Linked DNA regions of Homo sapiens: region 2 is linked to region 1. A link is an interaction called in ENCODE POLR2A ChIA-PET data of the cell type or tissue named here. Cell type or tissue: PC-9. All regions are shown on one strand. Each heading gives the region's core, and the rest is flanking DNA. Links, peaks and the distances in the headings are about the cores only. Region 1 overlaps PLB1 (phospholipase B1). Region 2 holds the start of LOC102723530 (a long non-coding RNA gene).

What was found. ChIA-PET counts read pairs that join two places held together with the same protein. Peaks named below come from ENCODE experiments on the same cell type or tissue, not always from the same donor. Only the 100,000 strongest peaks of a DNase experiment are listed, where the experiment ranks them.
Region 2: POLR2A ChIA-PET joins it to region 1 with 15 read pairs; 7 of 35 experiments call an interaction of 5 or more read pairs at or near these places.

Annotation. Positions count from the first base shown.
Region 1 is chr2:28,553,379-28,566,048 of GRCh38, reverse strand. It overlaps PLB1 (phospholipase B1), which reads right to left. Exons shown (of 58, transcript NM_153021.5): 18 at 2,950-3,008; 19 at 696-769. Among named protein-coding and RNA genes, the nearest start is that of PLB1, 64 kb to the right of the region's middle. In PC-9, for the core only: no CTCF peak of the experiment used is centred there; no DNase peak of the experiment used is centred there.
Region 2 is chr2:28,440,258-28,452,927 of GRCh38, reverse strand. LOC102723530 (a long non-coding RNA gene) reads left to right here and starts at 2,743. Exons shown (of 2, transcript NR_187669.1): 1 at 2,743-2,888; 2 at 4,124-6,165. RefSeq lists enhancers at 171-684, 685-1,198, 12,547-12,670. In PC-9, for the core only: no CTCF peak of the experiment used is centred there; DNase peaks (open chromatin) are centred at 2,877, 4,517 and 6,857; H3K27ac peaks cover 2,902 bases.

The DNA of each region.
Region 1 (12,670 bases), core at 2,103-10,102:
AGAAATAAGCCTGCCCAAAGTGATACAGGATAAGGGAATGCACTGGTGGGGGCCAGGAAGCATCTGCTCTGCTTCCTGATCTTTTATCTTCTGGCTCTGTGATCTTGGTCAGGTTACTTGCCCTCTCTGAGCCTTGTTTCCTCATCTGCAAAATAAAGGCCCTATAATAACAATGCCAACTACCAGATACTTAGTGTCAAGCACTGTGCTGGACACCTAAATTCTTTCTAGCCCTCAGACAGTGCTCAGGTAGTAGCATTATTTCTGCATCAGAGATGAGGAGAGAAGCTCAGAGAGGTTAGGGAACTTGCCCAAGGTTACATCCAACTGGGCAGCTAGGGCTCAGCTACAACTCTGGTTCCAAAGGCAATGATCTGTGCATCACTCAGGCCACTGCCTCCTTCTGAGATTATATCACAGAGGGAGAAATGGAAGCCAGAGAAGCATTTCCAGCCCAAACATTTATGTAGTTTCTCTCCTGGATTCCTGGCTCAAGGCTCAGCTACTGTTTTGGGCAATGTAGTGGTTTGAGGAGGCTGGTGAATACCTTTTTCAAATTAAACCTAGAAGTTGGTCATAGAAAAGAACAAAATGGCCCACCCTTCTGCTTAAGGCGTTGTTTTCTAGAACACTCAGGGGGCTTCCCTTGCTCTGCAATGAAGGGGCCTTTGGGGCCTTGCCACACCCTCACTCACCTCCAGGACAGGCCTCGGTACTGAGTCAAGACGTCCAAGACGTTCCCAGGTGTGGACCCGGCCCCATTGCCTGCCTGAGAGGGAACAATGAGGGGGTGAGTTTCTCTGCTTTCCCCAGTGGCCCACCTCTGCCTACCTGCCAAAAGGTCTATGTTCTTATGCTGGCCAGGACCACCTGGGCACTCTCTGGGATCTAGGGTCTAGATGGCACCATGTCTCCATATGTATCCTGCCTTTTCAGAGATGAGTGAGAGTGCCCACTGGGAATGCCTGGTGCTACTCCCAGCTCTGCTTCATTCTAAGAAACCCTGCCTAGGCCAAGACCAAGTAAAACTCGTCCAGCAAAAGTGCTCTTGAAATTAGACTGTACCTTTTCAAAAGGATACATTTCAGGGTCCTGTTTTTCTCATTTTTTTAAAGTTGTGAAGTATATCATAAAAGGAAATACATCATTATCCTTTTATACCAATATATCTCACCTATGCAGTTTAAAATGTAGTAATAAAATGAAATCCCACGTAGCCGTCATCAGCTGAAGAAAGCACAATGTGGACACTCTCCAGGTGCGTGTCCCTTGCCTAAAGCACTTTGCTTCTGAGCATTTTGAAGGGCATGCTGAGACTGGCCTCCCAGGCAGTTGGGGGTGAAGGCTGGCCTCCATGAGAGGCCCCCCAGGTGTGATCCCTGCTCTCTGGTGCCCAGTTCCTTTGCTACCTGCCAGGCAGGTTCACACCCAAAGTGCTGCCTCCCTAGGAACCCCTGAGCAGCTGTGCCGAGATGTGATGACCCCTTGTCCTGAGAGTATCTTCAAGGAGACCAGGGAATTGGGAGCAGGTGATGTCAGGCCCCGCCGGGCAGGAAGAGGTTGGGATAAGCAGTGTATGAAGCTGCTAAGGCCCAGCCTGCCAGTCCTTCCTGGGAGGTTATGAGCAGTCAGGTCTTTGGGGTAAAGAGTGGCTGAGGGGCCACGGAGGAGGCTGCCACAGCATAGGGATAGGGCCCTGGACTTAGGGTCAGGATCCCTGATTTGTGATCCTGGCTCGAGCACTTACAAGCTGTGTGACCTTAGGCACTTCACCTTGCCCAGCTTCATTCACCTTCTTATTGATTTAGAGACAGGGCCTTGCTCTGTTGTCCAGCCTGGAGTGCAGTTGCACCATTGTGGCTCATTGCAGCCTCGAAATCCTGAGCTCAAGTGATCTTCCAGCCCCAGCCTTTCAAGTAGCTGGGACTATAGGCATGTGTCACCATGCTTAATTTTTTTTCTTTTCTTTTTTGTAGAGATTGGGTCTTGCTACATTGCCCAGGCTCACCTTGACCCCCTGGCCTCAAGTGATCCTCCCACCCTGGCCTTCTAAAGTGCTGAGATTATAGATGTGAGCCACTGGGCCCAGCCTTTATTGGTTGAATCTAAAGAAAGTCATGCCTCACAGGATTTTGTCATGAAGATACATCCCACTGAGTGGATGATATCATTGTGATAGACCATAGACATGAGAGGTGTCTGCTTGTTCTTGGGGAGGATTCAGCTGGAGACCCTGTATTCTACTGGCCCAGAGAATAGCAGCTGGACTCTGATGAGAGGCTGTTGAATGGAAGCTGTGTCTAGGAACCTCTGGGACTCCCAGCCCCCAGGCTCTCAAGGGCCTGATTCTGCTTTTCATGGATAGTGCTTTGCAGGGTCTGGGATGTCACCCGGGGGCAGATGCAGAAGTGGGTTTGGAACATCTCTGGCCTATCTGCCTCTTCCACAGACTCCCGTCTTCCCACCCTCCCCCACCTCCCTGCCCCCATTAGCACTTGCCCTGTCTCATCATCTCTTCACCTCTCTTCCTGGTACCTTCCCTTAGCTTTTCTACATGGACAAAACAAAGCACTGGATCCTTGGAGGAGTTCTACACCATGGTCTGGAGATCTTGTCCAATCCTGCCCCACCGCTGACCAGCTGTGTGACTTGGGGTGGGTCACTCCTGTCACCCACACTCCCTCTGGGGTCCCTCCACTTCCTGCTCTCTCCTTCATCTCAGCATTGGGGGAGGAAGATGAGACCAGAATGGAGGTGGGAAACCATGATGGGAAGGGAATGCTGTTGAATGCCAGGGTGGGTCGGACAATGGAGAGATGGAGATCAGGACCCGAGATGGTAGCATCTAAGAGCCAGGCGTGAGACCTTCTCTCTCCATTTTCCTCTCCAGGTTCTCATATTAGTCAAAATCTTTTCCCCTCCTGCCCCTTCTGCATCAGGGTCACTTACCGTGAGAGAGTCACCCAGGGCTCCAATTACGTTGATGTCAGCCGGCTTCAGCCTATGAACTAAGAATATAAGCAGGAGTGAGTGGAAAATGGGGCTTCCAGGAAAGCACTGGACCCATCTACTCTGAAACAAAGGAACAACTTCCAGGATAACAAAGAAAAAGTCAGTTTTTACCACCAAGACACCTTGGATAAAAGATAGGAAAAACCCATCCTTGTCAATGGGCTCTGCAATGCCAGCTGTGGAGTCTGAGTGCTGGCTTCCTCTCTGGGGCACCTGGACACAGGAACAGGAAGCTGAAAGGTGGATCCTGCTTTAAGTGGGGAGCTGTGCTCGCATTTGGTGGGACCAGATGCTACAAGGCGAGTGGTGGCAGGCCCTTGGCAAGGTGATTTGGGAGGAGGGAAGAAATTGCCATGGAAATGCAACCAATACTTAATCTATTCTAGGATCTGATATTTGGGATAAAATATTACATCATCCTATAAAAATCAGTTCAGTTTCTCTAAAGTGAAAAAGGAATACTTTTATGCCACTGACTTTTTTTTTTTTTTTTTTTGAGACAGAGTCTTGCTCTGTCTCCAGGCTGGAGTGCAGTGGTGCAATCTTGGCTCACTACAACCTCCGCCTCCCAGGTTCAAGCTGTTCTCCTGCCTCAGCCTCCTGAGTAGCTGGGAATACAGGTGCACATCACCACACCTGGCTAATTTTTGTATTTTTAGTAGAGACAGGGTTTCCCCATGTTGGCCAGGATGGTCTCGATCTCCTGACCTTGTGATCCACTTGGCTTGGCCTCCCAAAGTGCTGGGATTACAGGCGAGAGCCAACGCGCCCGGCCGACTGTTTTTTAATTGAGATGAAATTCATATAACTAAAATTAACCATTTAAAGGTGAACAGTTCAGTGGCATTTAGTCTATTCACAATGTTGTGCAACTATCACCTCTATCTAGCTTTGAAACATTTTCATTACCCCAAAATGAGACCCTATAACCCATTAAGTGGTCACTCTCCATTTCTCCCTCCTCCCAGTCCTTAGTAACCAAAAACTTGCTTTCTGCCTCTATGGATTTATCTATTCTGGATATTTCATGTACATAGAATCATATAATATGTGACTTTTTATGTTTGGCTTCTTCTATTTTGCATAATGTTTTCAAGGTTCATTTGTTATAGCATGTATCAATACATTCATTTTATTTTTATCTTTTGAGACAAAGTCTCACTGTGTCACCTGGGCTGGAGTGCAGTGGCTCGTGATAATGGCTCACTGCAGCCTCGACCTCCCGGGCTCAAGTGATCCTCCCACCTCAGCCTCCTGAGTAGCTAGGATTATAGGTGTGTACCACCATGCCCAGCCAATTTTTTATTTTTTTGTAGAGAGAGCCTCCCTATGTTGCCAGGCTGGTCTCGAACTCCTGGCCTCAAGTGATGCTCCCACCTCAGCCTCCCAAAATGCTGGGATTACAGGCATGAGCTACAGAGCCCAACCACTTCATTCCTTTTTATTGTTGAATGATATTCCATTGTATGGATATACCATACTTTTGTTTATCCATTCATGCATCGATAGGCATTTGGGTTATTTCCACTTTTGGGCTATTGTGACTAGTATTGCTATAAATATCTGTGTACGAGTGTTTGTTTGAATGCCTGTTTTCAATTATTTTGGTATACACCTGAGAGTGGAATTGGTGGATTATATGGTAATCCTATGCTTATCTTTTTGAGGAAGCATCAAGCTGTTTTCCACAGCTTGACTATACATATTTTTATCTTTTGAGTTTGAGCATTCCGTGTGATGTGGCAGCTATTAACTCACAGGACAAACATGTTGAACACGAAGCAGTGGCTGGGTGCTTTGGAGACCACACAGTGATCAGAAACAGAGAATGCCCTCAAAAAGCTCACAAGCTAAGGAGAAAATGAGAAATAGCCATAGTTATTATAGTGTAAGACCGATAAACACTAAAAGAGGTGTGAAGTGATGTGAAGCTATAGAGCTGGAGGGATGATCTTCCCCTGGGGGGCCTGAGGAGGGGGTCACAGCAGGCTTCATGGAGAAGGTCGCATTTGAATTAAGCCTCAGGAATAACAGGAGGATGAGGGAGAGCGAGATCGGGTGATGGAGGGAAAAGCGTGATGGATGGATGTGGTAGGGTCGAGCTTGGATGTCTCGAAAGCCCAGCTAGTCACAGTTTGGCTTGCATGAAGCATATATGAGAGAGCAAAGAGAAAACCACCTTGGAAAGGTAGGTTAGGGCCACAGGGCCTAACCAATATCTGGTAACCAGTAATCTGCTTTCTGCCTCTATAGATTTATCTATTCTGGATATTTCATGTAAATAGAATAATATAATACGTGACTCTTTGTGTCTGGCTTCTTCTACTTTGCATAATGTTTTCAAGGTTCAATTATGTTGTAGCATCTATCAATATATTCGTTTTATTTTTATTTTTCGAGACAAGGTCTCACTCTGTCACCTAGGCTGTGGCGTGTGATCATGGCTCACTGCAGCCTCGGCCTCCTGGGCTCAAGCGATCCTCCCACCTCAGCCTCCTGAGTAGCTGGGATTATAAGCTTTTATGCCTGGCTAACAAGTTAGGAGTTTAACATAGATATTGCTATATATGTAATTACTCACATACACACACAGGTACTACATCTACCTACCCCTTTACCTTATACACATAAGAAAGTGAATCCTAGTGTATTTGGGGGACCACCCCTAGAATTTCTTAAGCCATATATAGCTTGGTCTCTCAAGTCACAAGCTCACCTCCCACTCCCCCAATTACCTCACCCCCAAGGTCACCCTGACTTGGCCATAGCTCTACCTTTGCCGATGTGCTTCTATTGTGTCTAGTGGCACAACGCTGCACTAAATTATTGAAATAGCTCTTGTGGTTTGGAAGAAGCCTAGTACAGAGTTTGTACCAAGGAGTGGCCCACCCTGGTACATTTCAGTGGTTAAGTGCTTAAGAAGGATAAACTGAAAGTTGTCTGCAGGAGGCTTTCTCAACAGCCTTCTTTGCCAAAGACAGTTTATAAAGCCTGTAGCGTGACCAGATTACAATCCCAGCACTTTGGGAGGCCGACACGGGCAGATCACCTGAGGTCAGGAGTTTCAGACCAGCCTGTCCAAAATGATGAAACCCCGTCTCTACTAAAAATACAAAAATTAGCCAGGCATGGAGGTGTGCTCTTATAGTCCCAGCTATTTGGGAGGCTGAGGCATGAGAATTGCTTGAACCTGGGAGGAGGAGGCTGCAGTGAGCCGAGATTGCGCCACTGCAATCCAGCCTGGGAGATAGAGCGAGACTCCGTCTCAAAAAAAAAAAAAAAAAAAAAAAAAAAAAGCTTTCAGGCCTGCAGTGAAACACAGGGTGAGATGATTTTGACACAGCTGGACTATATACAACCCACAGCACCCATCAACATCCAAATCATGGCTGTGGAATTGTACCTGTGCAGGAAGCCGGATTAACATTGAGTGGAAAACATACTCAAGGGACTTCCAGGTCTCCAAGGTCTCGTCTCCTTTCATGGAGACATCTTGTCTACCTTCTTTCATGCTGTCTGCAATGGGGAGAGCCACTCCCAATGAGGATTTGCTCTCATTGGAAAAGTAAAAGTTCTTGCCTCTTCCTATGAAAGGATACAAACTCACACATACATAGTTGTAAATATATGTGTGCAAAACATATAGAGCAGCGGTCCTCCAATTGAGCCTGCATCGGAATCACCTGGAGAGCCTGTGAAAACACAGATGGCTGGGCCCCACCTTCAGAATTTTTGACTCAATAGGTCTGGGGTGGGCCCAAGGATTTGCATTTCCAACAAGTTTCCAGGTAATGCTGATGCTGCCAGTCCAGTCTGGGTACCACATTTTCAGAACCACTGATAGAGACACTCGATTATCAAAGCCATTGACTGCAGTCAAGTACTGCGCTTGGACCTGAAAAACCTGGAATCAAGCCCAGGAGGCAGAGGCTGCAGTGAGCTATGATTGCACCACTGCACTCCAGCCTGGGCAACAAAGTGAGACTGTCTGTAAAAAATTAAATAAATATTTGGCTGCGTGTGATGGCTCATGCCTATAATCCCAGCACTTAGGGAGGCCAAGTTGGGAGGATCACTTGAGCCCAGAAGTTCGAGACCAGCCTGGGCAATATAGTGAGACTCCTTCAATAAAAAAGAAAAAAAAGACTAGAGTTGTTTCTCCTGTGTGTATGTATAAATTGTCTTGTGGCCCTCACAACTGTAGCTGCCACTGCACAGCCTGATGACAACTCTGCCTCTTAGATTCAAGAGCTGCTGACTATCCTTCTTCAGTGTTCTTTCTCCTCCCCACCGCCATGCCTTGAATCCACCCTTACACACACACACACACATACACACACACCATGAACACATGCACCATGCACATATGCACCATGCACACATGCACCCTTCCACATGATTACAGCCTGCTTGGCTCTTCCCAGCCATCCACAGCTACACCATGTGGTTAGAAGAACAATAGCAAATCACAAAGCCAGCTGCACACATTAGCGCGTGTCCATCAGGCTGTGCAGGAGAACTTTAAAATGACCTCTTCTCAAAGAAATCACGCAATGGGGTTAAAAAGGCAACAAAACAAAAAATAAGACCTTTTCCCTCCAACTCTAGAGTGGTTTATTTTAGCTTCTGGTGATAACAGTCAAACACTGTATTCTTACTGCCATAATGCATCATACAGTGAATCCTGTGAACACTAGCTCGTATGCAAATGTTAGGGGAAATCCTTGGGACTGGGTAAAATATGGCAGAGATAGATAAATTTGCTTCAAAAATATTATCATTACAGTTTGCTAAAGAGGCAGCTGAAACCTACCATTCCTGTCTCCTAAATTTGTAGCAGGCAGAAAACACATAGACACACACACACACACACACACACAGAGACACACACACCCCCCTATGTTTATGTCTGTGTGTACATACATATGTATAGATAGACTGATTGGTCTATGGCCATACCGCCCTGAAAGTGCCTGACGTCATCTGATAGATTGGTTGATTATGGTGGGGGTGGTTCTCCAGTTGGCCATTCTGAAGGAATCTCAGCAAGAGATACAGTAATAAACCAGATGAAGCAAACCTGGGTGGGAGGAGTTGACTTCATCTGTGATCTTATTGTTAAGATAGAGCACATCACATTTCACTGGCCTAATTTTCCGTAGACCTTGATTTGAGGTTTGTTAATGTCATCATTAATGACACACACAGCTTAGAAATACAGTAAAGCACTTTAGCAGTTGCTCTCCCTGGAAAAAGAACTATTTAGTGATAAGATTAAATTTGTGTGGGCTGATTAGCTAAACATTATCTGGTACAAATTGTCCACCACCTTGAGAGAAGCTGATAAACACATCATTAACTCATCACGATTTCTACAGAGGGGACCTCTTATCAGAAGGCCATCCAAGCCATGACGAAGCATCACAAATAGCAAGGAAATTGCACACTAGACTGTAGAATGGGGACACTGCCCACTGTACATGGAAGGTTATACCCAGGAGAAAGGCTTGGCATGCTAGGGCTTTGTCTTGTGTAACCCAGCAACTTAAACCACCTGGGGCCCTAATCTGAAAAACATGCTTTCTCTCAATTGTCACCAAGCATTGCCCAACCTATTTGCCGTCTGATTTTAGGGACTTACATTAAGACTTCCACAATGGCAGTAAGCAGCTGCCTCAAGATTGGAACGATGTTTTGCCTTTGGAGTCTTCGGTGTGAGTTTCCATGAACCAATGCGTGCCTTCCACAGAGGAGCTCAAGAAACGTGTTAACTGGAATTAAAGGCTAAGTGACTCTGTGACAGGGACTTTACAGATCTCGAAGTTTTAGATGATGAAAACCAAAGGGCAGGGAAACACTTCTCTAAGTGTCTTGGGGGAGTTTGAACTCGCTCAGTAGCCTGGTTGTGTCCAGGGACAAGCAGGCTGTTATTTCCCACAGGGCATCATTCCTTCCTGATGATAGGGTAGGTCAAGTCACAAGACCCCTGAGTAGGTGGTGACCACAGAGACGGCCTCATGACCTACACTGAACATTGCACTGCTGGCTCACGATGAGATGATGCCCGTGGTGAATGACCACCCAGTGCTGTAACCCGGCCATTTTTCATATTGGCTTTTGAAGAGCTGATTTTAGCCAAATGGGTCAAATCAATGACATCAGGGACTTAGCAAGGAATTGATGGCTTAAAATAAATGAATGAACTGTTCTGGTTTATACTATTGGTGACAGCAGCATGTAATTAGCTTTGTGGATCCCTATTTGCAAAAGCTCTGAATTTTTCCCACTGTGTGGAATTTGCCATCAACATAGCCACCTTCATCAGAAAGTCAATAAGCCATGTCCCCTGTGACTCCTCATTGTCACTCTTTTATTTTCAAAAAGTGACTCCTTTTCTCGCTGGGAAAATCCTAAGCTCACTAGTAGGCCCAATATGTTTTTCTTGGTTATGCTAACTATGTTAGGGAGAGGGCCGTCTAGCAATGGAGCATGATATGAGTGTTTACAAAGTTATAAAGTCCATAGGAGAGAGCACTTGGCAAATTGCATCTATGTGCTGACTAGGAGGAAAAAGTTGCAAGTTTTTAGTTTTTACTGGCTACCCAATACCAACTGATTATAAAAAATCACTTACATTAACTCTATGTATCTCATCCTAGGGCCCCGTAAGTCAGTGGATAAAGCACATCACTCACGAGCTCTGAAGTGTACTCAGAATGAGGCACCCAAGTTGCCAGGGCCATGGCCTGTTGATGACAGGTTGCATCTCATTTTGAAACATCACTTTTAATGATGTTTAGATGCATGTATCTGTGGTCAGTTTGGAGAAGCACTAGAAAATGAGACTATAAAGAAGGTTTTTGAAAATAACTTTGGACCAGTATGGTAGCTTATGCCTATAATCCCAGCACTATGGGAGGCTGAGGTAGGAGGATCATTTGAGCCCAGGAGTTCAAGGCCAGCCCGGGCAACATAGTGAGACCTTGTCTGTACAAAAAATAAAATTAGCTGGACATGGTGCATGGGCCTATAGTCCCAGCTACTTGGGAGGCTAAAGTGGGAGGATCTCGAGCCAGGGAGATCAAGGCTGCAGTGAGGTGAGATCGCACCACTACACTCCAGCCTGGGCGACAGACTGAGACCATCTCAAAAAAGAAAAAAAAAAAAAAAAAAGGAAAGTAACTTTGAAGGCAAAATGCAAAACAGTTATTGTAAAAGATATTCCTAGTGAAAAATTCTTTTAATGAAAGGCATTTTGGTCTAGTTGATTTTTCAATACCTTTTTCAATCCTAGGGATTGTTCATCTGATGATTTAGAAATGCTCATTCAGATTAGTTCAGCAAATATTTATTGGGCTTCTACCATGTGCTTGAGTCACTGGAGGTATAAAGATAAGATGATCTCCTCTTATAAGACATATATCAGATTATTTTGATTAGAAATTGCAAACATGATCTCCAGAAGAGTGTATGACCTCACCAGAAATATATGATTAATATCAAAGGAAAATAATAATATGCACCTGTGCTGTCTTTTTACCTACCCCATCAGTCACAAGGATAGTTAGAATGTTCAGTCAAGATCACTGGCACATGGCTGGGTGCAGTAGCTCATGCCTGTAATCCCAGCACTTTGGGAGGCCACGGCGGGTGGATCACCTGAGGTCAGGAGTTCAAGACCAGCCTGGCCAACATGGCGAAACCCTGTCTCTACAAAAAATACAAAAATTAGCTGGGCATGGCGGCAGGCACCTATAATCCCAGCTACTTGGGAGGCTGAGGCAGGAGAATCGCTTGAACCCAGGGGGTGGAGGTTGCAGTAAGCGGAAATCACGCCACTTCACTCCAGCCTGGGTGACAGAGCAAAACTCTGTCTCAAAAAAAAAAAAAAAAAAGATCACTGGCACAATAATGAAATGTATTTTTCATTATTGGCCAGTTAACTGTGACCATTTTTCTGAATGACACTTTCCAGGTGAGACTCAGAAGTGCAGGCCCAACACTCATCTATGAGTGCTGATTCCAGGTGGAGAGCGAGTGTTTGGGTCCCATGCTCACCTTGGTCAGATCGAGGAGCCTAAATCTACCCATCTTGTTATTATATAAATGGCTCCTGTCACCAGAGGATCTCAGATTTTAAGGCCTTGAGATTTCTTGATCTTTAATCTTCAAGTACTGATAAACACACTAATCTTCAGGGTCAAGGAATAAGGAAGAGGTTTACATTTTACCCAGCTTTTAGATGTTGAGATATGCTCTAATGAGATTGGCTGGTTATCACTTTCATGACAGAAACATCATCTAGACAGATTATAAAATGCTTTAGAGAGCATTCTTTCAGAATAAGATTAAAAAGGGAATGGATATTACTTTGCTGTAAATGTGTGTGGCTATTAAAACTTTCAGATGTTCTCTCTAGACCAGGTGAGCTGGTTTATGCCTGTAATCCCAGCGCTGGAGGATCGCCTGAGCCTGGGAGTTCAAGACCAGCCTGGGCAACAATAAGACCCCATCTCTTAAAAAAAAAAAAAAAAAAAAAAAAAAAAAGGCAGGTGTGGTGATAATGCCTGTAGTCCTAGCTACTTGGAGGCTGAGGCAGGAGGATCACTTGAGCCCAGGAGGTTGAGGCTGCAGTGAGCCACAATCATGCCACTGTACTCCAGCCTGGGCAACAGAGTAAGACCGTGTTTCAAAAAAAAAATTTCTCTCTCTCTCTCTATATAGACATATATATACACACATCTATCTATATAAACACACATCTATCTATCTGTATCTATACCTAATCTATCTATTTTTGAGTAAGGGTATTTATTATAGGAGGGTCTACATATGAAGCTGATGATTTATTTCTGCTAATAAAGTCCTGCTAGTTAACTAATAGGAATGAGTTGGCACCATGTATGAGGGGAAATAAAGACTAAATGTGTATATGTAAGATCTACATCCCCTATTCCATCCTTCTACAACTTAGAACAAGAGTCAGTTATATACCGAGGTTTTGGTTAGAATATTTTTAACTTTCCTGCCAGCCATGTGTCTTAGTTGGAGTGTGGAGAGCTACGGCATGTGTGAAGGGCAGCCAAGCATTTATTTGCTCTCCTGATGCTCAGCACAAGGAGACAATCTGACTACAAAGATTTGCATCCCCAGAAGATTCTTGCTAGGCACTGTGACATCCCCAAACTTAATTTTCTGTTTTTTATAATCCTGAGGCCATGAGAAACAATAGATTCATTAGAATGTAAACTCCTGAAGGCAAGGAGGCACTCAACAATCCTCTAACACACAAATGAGTAAATAAACGAACAAATAAATGGACACGTGAGTCCCCCCCCTTTAGGACCAAGCATGGGAATCTATAACACTGCTACAGATGCTCCTAGGCTGATGTTTTGAGTCACTCAGGTCACCAGATGGCCATGACTTCCCAAGGTTACATGCCCATAGCTATCACACCCAGGCTACCTTGCCTGGAGGCAAAGGTACAGCCCTCAGGCAGACCGTCTTTGGGAAGGTTGCTGATGACTGCCTAGAACACCCCATTTTATGGCCCAGCAACAGACATTTTAGAAATACTGAGAGGCAGTGAAGATGGCGCGTTCATAAGATGACGTGCTTTCCTGCTCTGCGTGGTGTTTTAGTGCATTCTGTGTGT
Region 2 (12,670 bases), core at 2,857-10,856, 110 kb after region 1:
TAAGCACGTCACATGCATTATCTCATTTACAAATGGGGTGGTTCCCAGAGATGGTTCTGGGGACCACAGTGGAGTGGGGAGGGGGCACTTCTGACCTGAGTGGAGTGAAAAGACAGCTGGCCCAGTCTCTTTTTGCGTCTGCTGCCCAGCATCATTGTCAACAGAGTCCACCTCATGCTTAGGAATGGCCCGGTTTGGAAGGTCAATTCTAGGTTCAGAGATTGGCCCAAGGCACCCTGTACCTGAGAGGGGCAGACACTAGAGGGCGCAAGGGAGCTGCGCTTGGTGGCCCAGGCTCAGGGATGTCAACTGGGCTGCAGCCTTGGGGCAAGGGCTATCTGCAGAGAGTGGAGGTGGGAGGCAGGTGGGGGGAGCGGGGGAGAGTGCCTAACCCTGCTCCCTCACAGAGCCCTTGCCCAGACCCAGCCCTAGCCCACATCCTCTCACCTCCATCAATCGCCCAGCAGGAGCCTGACCGGCCTGGGAACACAAGAGGGAAAAAGAGGTTCTGGGCCTGGCCTCTCCCCTCTCCACCACTTCAGCCCAGCCAGGCCCCAGCAAGCCTCTCCCCTGGGCTGGAGCCCTCAGACTCTCAGGCCGCTCTCCCGATGGGCTGGGACTGCAAATGAACCACGTTCTGGAAAAACAGCCAGGCCGTGCATCAAAGAAACTCCACGGCCCTCCAGGGGGTAGGTGTGGGGCGGGCCGGAAGCAGGAGGTGGAAGGACTGATAGAGCCCTTGGTTAGGAGTTCCGGTTCGGAACACCTTCTCCTCCTTAACCCACCCTCAGGAGCCACGAGGGCTCAGTTACAAGGCTCAGGTGGCAGCATCCTGGCCTGTGAATCAGGCTGACCAGGGTCCCTGCCCCGCCTGCTCCCACGGCCACAGGGCTTGTAACCTATGAAAAGCCCACTTCTCATGGTCCTAGCCTGGCCAGAGGTTCTGAATGTGCCACTGCCCCGTCCAAGACTCTGCCCGCAATCAGACGTGGGGCAGAGGGGGCGCCTCCAGGAGGCAAACTTTCCATTCCCACTGGGACAATGCCATGACCCCAGCCCCTGCTGACTCCTCTCCAGCCAATGGATCAGGCCACAGGAGGCCCTGCCTGCCTCCAGAAACTGGACGCCCCAAGCCTCTAAGTCCTCTTCTTGAGAGAAGGCCACATAAAAGGCAAGGTGGTGACGTCTTAGAGGCACGTACTTCGGTGTCCCACAGACTTGGGTATAGGTTGTATCTCTGATATTAGCGCCTTGGGCACAATACTTCACTTCTCTAAGCCTGGGTTGATTCACCTGTAAAAGGTAATAAGAACATCTACTTCACAAGGCTGGTGTAAGGATTAAATGCTACAAAGAACAGAAAGCGCAGAGCCGAGTTCCTGGTGCCCAAGCCAGCAGGAAAGTGGAGGAAGATGCTCTGAGCAGCACCTGCAGGGCCCTTCCGGCTCAGCCCAGTTTCTCTCTGCAGTGGAGTCCCAGTCTGCAAGCTAAGAACGGAGATGGACTTTCAATCCCAGCTTGGTATACATGGTATACACGGGTGAATTTTCTATTAGACAGTGGCACCAACGGATGTAGGAAGCCATGAATGCCTCGGTGTCAGCAGCCTCAGCCTAAGAATCATTCATTCATTCATTTGTTCATTCATTCACTTATTCAACAGACACCTTTTTGTCCAGACAGTCCCAGATTACAACTGTTGTCCAGATGTAATTATTAATAGCCTCCTTTGACCTTGAAGTGTCCCAGTTTGGATGATAAATTATACGGTCTCTCTGCCTACTGAGCACCTACTATGTGTCAGGTCCCAGGCTAGGCCCCGGGGATTGAGAGAGAGATAACGTAATGGCCCTGCCCTCTAGGGCTCCGGAGACAAGGCGGCGATTGCAAGGCAGTGTGAGAAGGCGGGGATGGACATGCTGCCACGGGACCCCTGTACCCCTTGACAAACCTGTCAAGAAACAACCTTTGACTTTCCTGCCCTTCTTGGGTTTATTTACTTTTACTTGTTTACAAAAAAACATTTTTTGGGTTAACTCATGTCATGCTTTTCCCACCTGATACAGGAAGCAGCAGTCCTTTTATTTATTATGTTTTCCTCTGGCCTCAGAAGTTGCCTTTTATTGAGATATATATGATCCTTTTTCAAGAATCTCAAATATCCCATCTGTTCCCTACATGATGTCACAAACATCAGTTTTCCAGAAGCAGGGTCCTAATTTATTTCTTCATGAAAAGGGTATGACATGAAAATGGCAGTGACCCCGGGGCATGCTCTGGTTGGCCAGCTCCTCACTACTTGTGCCAGAAACACCTCCATGACATTTAGGGAAAAAGACAGGAGGAGTCACAGGAGAGAAGATGAGATGAGAGGCAGGGATGTTCCCTGGGTGGGCTCCTTCCTGATCATCTAAGTTGGGTGTGGGGAGGATGGTTGCCTCCCCACAAAGGACCTTAGGCAGCCAAGTGTATGGGACAGGGCAGTGGCCTCTCCCTTCATGCCAGACCAGGGATGCCTTGGCCTGTGCAGTCTGTAAGGAGCCCAACCCCGCCAGTTTCCCACACCCCATACCCATTCTCCTCAGCTCAAGCCTCCTCCTTCCCTACCTAGGTCCTCCCAGTCTCCTACTCAGTTAACTCCAGAGCACCAGGGGCCAACTGGCATCGCATCTCCTTGTCCAGCACTTGGGGATCGACTTCCTGATTCTGTCTCACAATTTCCCGAGTCACTAGATGAAAATCCTGATAATTCACAGCCCGGAAGGAACACTACCTTATTTAGATGTGCTGCCCCCAGAGGAGGGGGAAAGAAGGAGGAGGAGGGGGATTTAGAAGCAGGTAGAGTAAAAGGAGAAGATAGAAGGCACCGGTGATTCTGAGAATTCAAGGTAATGATGATGTCATCACAGGGAGGGTTTCACTGGGGTCAGTGGGTGGGGGCAGGGCACGGTGGCTCAGACTTGTGACTCATTTGTAGAAGTGGGCCCTGTATTCAGAAGTCATTCATTGAGTAAGCCAGTAATTGTTTTGACACTCATTTATTGAGCTGTTATTATGTTTCAGACCCTGGACTAGGCCCCTGAGAGGGAAGATCAGGGCCAGGGCCCGGGAGCTCATGGTCCAGAGGGGAAATAGAGTTCCACTGCAGGGTGTGGGTGGGCACCGGGAGAGGGAGGTGTGGCAGGAGGCCAGAGGCATGGCTGACAGATGGATGGACAGACAGACAGACACAGACAGCCAGGCTCCATGCAGAGGGAGTGGTCAGGAAAGACTCCCTGGGAGAAGACGCGGGGTGGGGAGAGATATCTGAGATAATCGTGTGGGAGGAGTAGGCAGAAGCCAGACATGGGAAGGGAAGGGAGTTTCAGGCCGCGGGAAGAGCATCGTGCAGGAAGGCATGGAGGTGGGGGCTCGGGAACGTTTGGGGAAGTGCAAGAAGTTCCTGAGATGGTGAAGGGAGAGAAATGGCTTTGAGGAGGGAGGGGCAGCCACTTCCTAAAGAATCTGAGCTGCTGCCCTGCAGGCCCTGAGGATCCTGAAGGCACCAACCCTGGGGCTCCTGGCCACATTCCCCCTTCTTGGGAGAGGAACCCCTGAGCGTGCGATGGCCAAGTCCCACCCTGACAGACCCGTGCCTGGCTCCAGCCCTTACCAGTGTCCTGCCTGGGCTGGAGGTTTTTTCGCACATCATCCCATGCCACTCCTTTTCTCCAGAACCCCATTGATCCTCGAAGGTGGCCCAGTGTCCCCTGACGATGGAGAGATTGAGGTTCTCTAGAGGACAGAGCTTGCCAGGCCCCTCGGCTAGCATGTGGCAGAGCCAGAAGCAGAAGCCAGGGTTGTCTGGGCTCTTCCCACTTAATTCCAAGCCCTCCCTTGCACCACAAGTCCTCCCTAGGAGCTCCTGCTCGAACTCCAATTTCCAAAGTGTTTTACAGCCCCTGCCCGAATGCTGCCTGTTCCAAGTGATGCCCCTAAAAGCAGCCCGGCTTCATGGTGACCTGACACCACCCCAGCCTCAACCATCTTACCCATGCCCTGTTTGATCCCATTGCAGGACCCTGGCTTGTAGCTGTGTGGACCCCATACTCTCTTCCTATCCCAAACCTTCCTATTCCACCAGGGTGCCCTTCTACAAGGGCCAGGACCTCCTCCAGGCCACAGCAGTCACCTGGATGATGAGGGCTCCAGGAGGCACCCTCAACCCTGGAATTCTCTTTTTCAAATAAGAGATCCAGGTGAGAACCGTGAGGATGGGCACTTGGACAGGAAGAGGTTGCTTTGGCCCGAGCAGCAACAACGTTGGTCACTCAAGCCTTCACCAGGTTCTGCTCCACACAGAAGGAAGGAAAGCCCATCTCATCAGGCCTTGGGCACCAACAACACAAATAGTTCCTTGCTAGCAATACATTTTCCGATATGTTTTTGCTTCTTCCTCTAACGTTTAACCTTGGGTATATTTCAAAAGAAACGCAAGTCTGCTTGCTTCTGATTCATACTCACTGAGATCATCAAAACCAGAATTATTTGGTAATAGCTGCTGGGTTTACTGGATGCCCTCTGGGATCTGTAAAATCTCTATTCCTCAGAAACAGGAAGTTTCAACAAGAGGAAGGAGGCTGGTTGCAAAAATCAAAATTTGAATCTTCTCCACCTATTGGAGAGCCCAGCGTTCATGGCACTTCCTTCAGCCAGTTAACAAATGTGGATTCGGTGCCTACTGTGTGCAGGAACTGGGGACAGAGATGATTTTTTAAGGGGCTCTGAATGAGTTTGCTGAGGCTGTCAGAAGAGAATACTGTACATCAGGTGGCTTCAACAACAGAAATTTATACTTGCACAATTCTGGAGGCTGGAAGACTGACAGGGGCCAGCAGGGGTCCTTTCTTTTAAGTCCTCTCTCTTTGGCTTGGAGATGGCTGCCATCTTGCTGTGTCTGCCCATGGTCTTCCCCCTGTGTCTGTTTGGTTCTAATCACTTCTTGTAAGGACACCAGTTACATTTAATTTAGTCCCCCCCAATGACATCATGTTAACTTAATTACCTCTTTAAAGACCCTGTCTCCAAATACAGTTGCATTCTGAGGTTCTGGGGGGTTAGGACTTCAACATATACATTTGGAGGAGTGGGGCGCACAATACAGCTCAATGTAGCCTCTGATCTCAAGTCATTTTCCCATGTCAGGCTTTCTCTTTGGTCACCATCTGAGGTTAGCGTCTGCAGTGAGGTGGTCGAGGTGCCTGTTCTGGGCTGTTGCAGGTTTTCTAAGGCAGGATGATTTGGTGAAATGGCCACCACACCATCAGATCTGAACTCTTGTTCTGCCCCCTTCACTAGCTGGGTGGTATAGCCTGAGTTATGTAACCTCCAAAGCCTCAGTTTCCTCATCAATATACTGAGAATAATCATTTCTGCCTCGAAATGGGAGTTATTTTCCCAGGTGTGTTTCCTGCAGGGTTTCCTCCTCCAGTGAACCAAGGATGTCTTCTCATGGCTCTATGGGAAGAAGTGGGCTGGGAAACGCAAGAAAGGAAGACACAGGGTTAGAGGTCAGGTCCCTCAGCCAATCCATAGCCAAAATGCCTGACTGCTAGTACTTAACTCCTTAGGCTTGGGCCTCTTGGGAGCTGATGCTTGGTCAACTCCCACTGTCTGGGCAGACCCACCCACAGACTCTCCATCCTACCGGGGTTCCCCTGGCTCTCTCCCCTGTGACTTCCTTGGAAAAGGTTCTCCTCTGAAGGCAGCCAGCTCTCCTGGGTCAAGTCCCAGGCTAGGAGGAGGGGAAAGTGACCTGGAACTGAGCATCCCCCAGGAGTACCCACGGCCAGGACCTCTGTAAGAGTGTGGTCTAGGAAGGCAAGGGACAATTGTTGGGTCCAGGCTGAGCCCACTTGCTGAAAGATGATCTTGGATAGAAAACAAGTCGAAAGGCTAACAGAGCCCTCTGTTTAGAGGAAGCCCTCACAGTTCAGGGATGTAGGGGCTGGACTAGTCATTAAGGGACCTGGGTTCAAATCCCAGCTCCAATAGTTGCCTGTGATAGGACACTAGCAGCTTACATGACTGCCCTGAGCTTCAGTTCCTTGGCTATAAAATGGAGATAACAATACCTAACTTGTTCCCCTCAAAGGCTCAAAATGGAATAAAGTGCTGGGCAAATATGAGTACATACTTTATTGTATTGCATTGTAGTTGAGACAGAGTCTCACTGTGTCACCCAGGCTGGAGTGCAGTGGCACAATCATGGCTCACTGCAACCTTGACCAGCTGGGCTCAAGCAATCCTCCCACCTCAGCCTCCTGAGTAGCTGGGACCACAGTTGTGTGCCACCACCCCCAGCTAATTTTTCAATTTTTTTTAGGGCTAGGGTCTCACTATGTTGCCCAGACTAGTCTCAAACTCCTGGGCTCAAGCGATCCTTCCGCTTCGGCCTCCCTAAGTGCTGGGATTACAGGCTTGAGCTACTGTGCCCTGTCTGAATGTATATTTTATTAATAAGTAAAAAAAGTGCCCACTTGGCCTCCGTCCTCTGAGCCAGCACACCTTCTCAGCTCCTGGGAATGAAGGGAGAAGTCCTTGTTGCTTTGGTTTCCAGTTTCTTTAAGCTGCCAGTATTCTACACATACACACACACACACACACACACACACACACACACACACACACACACCCCATTGGGAGCAGATTAAGGAGACATCTCTTCTCAAAAAGAAGAGCATTTCCAGCTTTGGAGTAAGAAGAATTAGGGCTCCTTCTGGGCCACATCACCTCTTCAGCATCATCCCACCCCCAGCTGGAGCCCTCTCTCCCTCCCTCCCTGAATTACTCACACTCTTGGAAACATGACTGATGACTTCGGGATGAGTAAGAGGCTCTTGCGTGTCATGGTTTGACTGCTGGGAGGGTGAATGAGTTCAGTGCTCCCTTGAGCAAGGCCACCGCGGACCTGCACCAGGGGTCCAGGCCACAGGACCCCAGAGGGGAGTTAGGCTTCATTTAGCAATGAACTAAAAGTCCTGACCCATTCCCCCTTCTTCCAAGCCCCTGAGTGGTGATGCCCTCTCAGTGTGGAGTGACAGCCCCAACACCTTTCTGGGCTGCCCAGGTAGAGGGTGCAGGGGCTCCTTCTGAGCTCCAGGTGAGTGCATTCCTCAGACCCAGGCACTCCTGGCCTCAATCCAGCAGAGCCAGGCCCAGGGGCAGCTCTGAAATTGGCAGCCAGCGTTGGTTGCTGTGGAAGGTCCCTAATCCTGGGGCCCACTCTGCAGGGTGCGTGTGTGTAGTGGGTGTGTGTGTGTAGTGGGTGTGTGTGTTTATACTCTCGTGGACACCCTAATCCACAATGTCAGTCAAGCAAATATTTTTGGTCTGTTTTCCATTTTCCATGTGTCTCATTTCAGAACATTTGGTGGACATGGGATCACAGCAAAGGAAGGTATTTATTCAATGCATTTTGAAGTGTCTTTTTTACATTCTTGGAGTTACTGTGCAAGGTGAACATGCTAACATAAGCAAAACAACATGCGAACTAGACTTTCCTGGCATGCAATAAATAGGGCTGAAGCATCAGTTTCCCCATACCTAAAGTGGGTTTAGTCAGAACACAGATGGCATGGAAAATAACGCTAGGACTGTGAAGCATGAGGCAGCCCCACCTCAATGTCCTCTGCACCCGGCACAAGACAGTGTCCTCACTTGGAGCCTTAGCTTCCCAAATAGTCACTGCTGTGTGAGAGATGGGGCTTACCCTCAAACTTTGCTCCATGCAGATCTTGAGGACTGAATGTCCGTTGAGTTGCTCAAGATGAAAGTGACGCATCAAGAGGCAGGACTTGATTAAAGCATTGCAGGACAGAGGAATAGAACTCAGAGGAACCCATTATGAAGCTGAGTTGCTTGATGGCACTGTGATATCCCAAACACAGGGCTGAGAATAAGTGAGGCAGGGAAGCCTACTGGCCCAGGCTCTCCCAGTTCCTCCCCACCAGCTCCTCTCCCAGCGGAATGGGTGGTTCCCTCCTCATCACCACTCTGTATTAACATTAGGCTTAGTCCTTAAAATGTAGGGTGTTAGAAGTTCCATATAAAGCTGGAATAAACCTTAAGTAACTAACTCAGATGTTCAAAAAATATTACCTTCTTTCCCTTCCTATAACTCAGATGAGATACCTCACCACCAGAATGGCAGAAAATTACCCAGTCAATGCAGGTTTTCCTGCTCACTCTTCTCAGTGTTGGGAGTGATTTTCTAGGAGGTTCACCAAGAGCTAAGGAATTGGGGAGACTTTCCTCATGCAGGCCTCTGCTGGGATGGCTGCTGTTCTGATCTTACAGATCCTTCAGTGTGCACCTCTCTCCGGGTCATACTAAGGGTCTAGAATTCATGCTGCTGCTCCCGCACTGATCAGAGCCAGGGGAGGCTCTACAAGCCTTGTCTGTCCCCTCTGTGAGATCTGGCTGGCTCCTGAGACCCTAACCCAAGATATAGGGGTGCGGAGCTGCTCTCTAATTCCCTCCCGTTCTTCTCTCTCCTCCCCACCTAGGGGATTTTTCTCTAGTCTTAGAAGGGTGGTTGGCTGGAAGCGGGAGTGGGAGCTGCTCTCTATCATCTGTTTTCTCCAAACTTTGTGACTCTGTTCCTTTTAGGACTTGGGCTTTGAAACCAAAGCCAGAAAGGCACCCCTTTTTTCTGCCTTGTATCCTGTTATATCCACTTCCCCCTTGGTAATCAGCTCAGAACTGGTGGTGAAAAGGGCAAAGAATAAATACTGGGAGGAATGGGCTGATATTTCAAAAATATGCTGCACAGGCTGGGCACAGTGGCTCATGCCTGTAATCCCAGCACTTTGGGAGGCCAAAGCGGGTAGATTGCTAGAGCCCGGAAGTTCAAGACCAGCCTGGCAACATGGCGAAACCCCATCTCTAAAAATATACAAAAATTAGCCAGCTACGGTGGTGTGCATCTGTAGTTCCAGCTATTTGGGGTGCTGAGGCAGGAGGATCGTTTGAGCCTTGGAGGTCAAGGCTGCAGTGAGCTATGATCATCCCACTGCACTCCAGCCTGGGCAACAGAGTGGGACCCTGTCTCAACAAAACAAAACAACAAGAACAAAATATGTATATGCAGTACCCCATGGAGCATCCGTCTTCACTACCTGAATTAGAACTTGCTGTAAAGCTATTGTAATCATGACAATAAGATATTGGTGTCAGAATAGACAAGGAGATCAAGGAAACAGAATAGAAAGCCTAGGAGTGAGACCATGTGTATGTGCTCAACTGACTCCCAACAAAGGCACCAATGTGATTCAATGGGGGAAAGGAAAGTCTTTTTAATTTTAAATGATGCTAGAACATCTGGATATTAAAAAATGAGCATTGACCCTTACCTCACATCATACTCAAAAATTATTTTGCACCAGGCACAGTGGCTCATGCCTGTAATCCCAGCATTTGGGGAGGCCAAGGCAGGCGGACCGCTTGAGATCAGGAGTTCAGACCAGCCTGGCCAACATGGCGAGACCCTGTCTCTACAAAAAATACAAAAAATTAGCTGGGCCTGGTGGCATGCACCTGTAGTCCCAGCTACTTGGGAGGCTGAGGTGGGAGGATGGCTTGAGCCCAGGAGGTAGAGATTGCAGTGAGCCCAGAATGCGCCATTGCACTCCAGCCTGGGTAACAGAGCCAGCCAGACCCTGTCTAAAAAAAAAAAAAAAAAAAAAAAATAGATGGATTATAGACCTAAACAAAAAATCTAAAACTATAAAGCTTCTAAAAAAGAACAGAAGAGAGAATTTTCATGACTTTTGGGTAGGCAAAGTTTTCTTAAACAGATCACACACAAAGAAAAACAATCACAAACTATTAAAAAATGAAATAATTTGTAGATTGGACATTATCAATTTTTTGTTGTTTTAAACTCTTTTGTTGGTTTTTATTTGATTTTTTTTTTTTTTTTTTTTGTAGAGATAGGGTCTCCCTGTGTTTCTCATGCTGGCCTGGAACTAACTCCTGGCCTCAAGCCATCTTCCCACCTCAGCCTCCCAAAGTATTGGGATTACAGGTGTGAGCCACCACACCTGGCCATTTTTGTTTTCTTTTTCTTGGAAAGACGTTTTTAAGAAAATAGGCAAGTCAGTCTGTGAAAAAAATATTCACACAAAACATATATCTGACAAAGTTCTGGTATCTAGAATATATAAATACTCACAAATCAAGAATAAAATGATTTTTTAAAGCCTAATAAATAAAAGGGAGCAAAGGACATGAACAGACACGTCACAAAAGAACATTACAAAGGGCCAGTAAACAAATGAAAATTGCTCAGCCTCATTGTGCTTAATCAGGAGATGCAAATTAAAACCACAGCAGTAACATTTCACACCCACTCGAATGGCTAAGCTGAAAATGACCAACAATAGCAAATGCTGGTGAGGACGTGAAGCAACTGTAACACACACTGGTGAGGGCACAAAATGGTACAACCATTTTGGAAAACAGTTTGGCAGATTCTTAGAAAGTTAAACATACACCAACCCTATGATTCACCAATTCCACAACCAAGTATTGCCCCAAGAGAAATAAAAACAGATTTTCACCCAAAAAACAACTTGTCCAAAAATATCCATAGCAGTTTTATTCCTTTATTAGCAAAAATTGGAAATTACCCACATGACCATGAACAGGTAGATAAGTAGATAAATACATTGTGGTTTCTTCATACAATGGAACACTACTGAACAATAAAAATGAACAAACAATGCAACATGGACAAATGTCAACACTGTGTGGAAGAAAGAAGCCAACACAAAAGAGTGCATATGAGATGATTCCAAAAAGGATCTGTGATGATAGAAATCAGAACGTTGGTTGCCTCAGGGTGGGGTTGGAGATTGATGAAGAAGGTAAAAAGGCAACCTAGTGGAGTGAAGCAAATATGCTATATCTTGATTGGAATTGTGGTTGCATGGGTGTACACGTCTGTCAAAACTCAGTGAGTTTTACACTTAAGATCGACGCATCTCAGTGTCTCTAGAGTACACCTCAAAAACAAACAAACAAACAAAAAAACAAATAAAACACACACACACAAAAACAGTTGCCAGGGGCAGAAGAGAGGGGAAAATGGGGAGTTTTTGTTTAATGGGTACAGAGTTTCAGTTTCCTAAGATGAAAAAGCGATTGGTTGCATACAATGTGAATATACTTAATGTGACTGAACTGTACTCTTAAGATGGAAGAGATAGTACATTTTATGTTATGTGTATTTTATTACATTTTAAAAATAAAAAATTTTAAAAAATGCTAGCACATAAAACCTAACAAACCTTACTCGTGAGTATTTAAACACAAACAACTTGATTTCTTTTTTTTTTTTTTTTTTTTTTTTTGAGACGGAGTTTCCCTCTGTCGCCCAGGCTAGAGTGCAGTGGTACGATCTCGGCTCACTGCAACCTCCACCTCCTGGGTTCAAGCGATTCGCCTGCCTCAGCCTCCCGAGTAGCTGGGATTACAAGTGTGCACCACCACATCCAGCTAATTTTTGTACTTTTAGTAGAGACAGGGTTTCACCATGTTGGCCAGGCTGGTCTCGAACTCCTGACCTCAGGTGATCTGCCTACCTTCGCCTCCCAAAGTGTTGGGATTACAGGTGTGAGCCACTGCACCCAGCCAACAACTTGATTTCTTAATACAATATTTATCTAGTTTATTAAAATAAAAGAGGCAAGATAAATCTTTTATATAGTTAACCAGAATAAAATAAAATAAATAAAATAAAATAAAAAACAGGCTGGTGCTCTTGCTCTCAAGACACCACAGTGTCCTGTCCAGTGGCAATTGGTGCCTTCCAGTGGCATCATCACTTTCCATATGGCACCATCATGGGTTTGGAGGGCAGAAGTTCTCCCCTCCAAATGCCTGCATGGCTTGTGCTGCTTACTGGGAGAAAGACGTTCCAGAACTACTTCCTGATGAATTTCTTCCCAAAGAGCCTGGTTTCTTGTGTCTCCATATTGGATCTTTTTCACTTTTTCCCTCCCCCATCCCCACCCCACACCCTGAGCCCAGGCACCTTAGGGAGTCAACAGGTGCCTTTTAAGGTGACTGTGTTCCTCCTGCGTCATGCTGTCTTCCTGCAAACCTGCTTGGTGGAGGGGCCAGCCGGTGGGGACGCTGAACCCTGAAGCTCTTCGGTCCCAGTTGCCCTGAGTCTCCCTGACAAGGATGTTGGTTCTGGCCCGTCCTTCCCTCTGTCCCAGGCAGAGGACAAGGTCTTTCTGGCTGCAGTGCCCAACATCTCACTCTCCTTGCAGACAATTCAGAAAATAAAAAGTGGCATTGGAGGAAGGCACATGGAGGAAATGTCTTTGGGTTGTCCAGAGGTTGAGCTTACTCTCCACCAGAATTGCCGCTAGACCTCTGTCCCCCTCAGCTTGCCCCTGCTCCACTCTACAGCACCCCCAGCTCAGGCCCAAGGTGGTGACTTCTTAAACAGTGGGTATGGAAGGTGGCATTGAAGAAGTGAGTGAGTGCTGAGCCCTGGCCTCTCCGTAGGACTGCCTGGTTCTCAGACTGAGGAACATGTGGACCCTTTTAAACTTTAAAATCTCTGCCCTCCCTGGTCTCCCAGGAGAAGCTAGAAGTTTCAGGAGACCTCACCCATGAG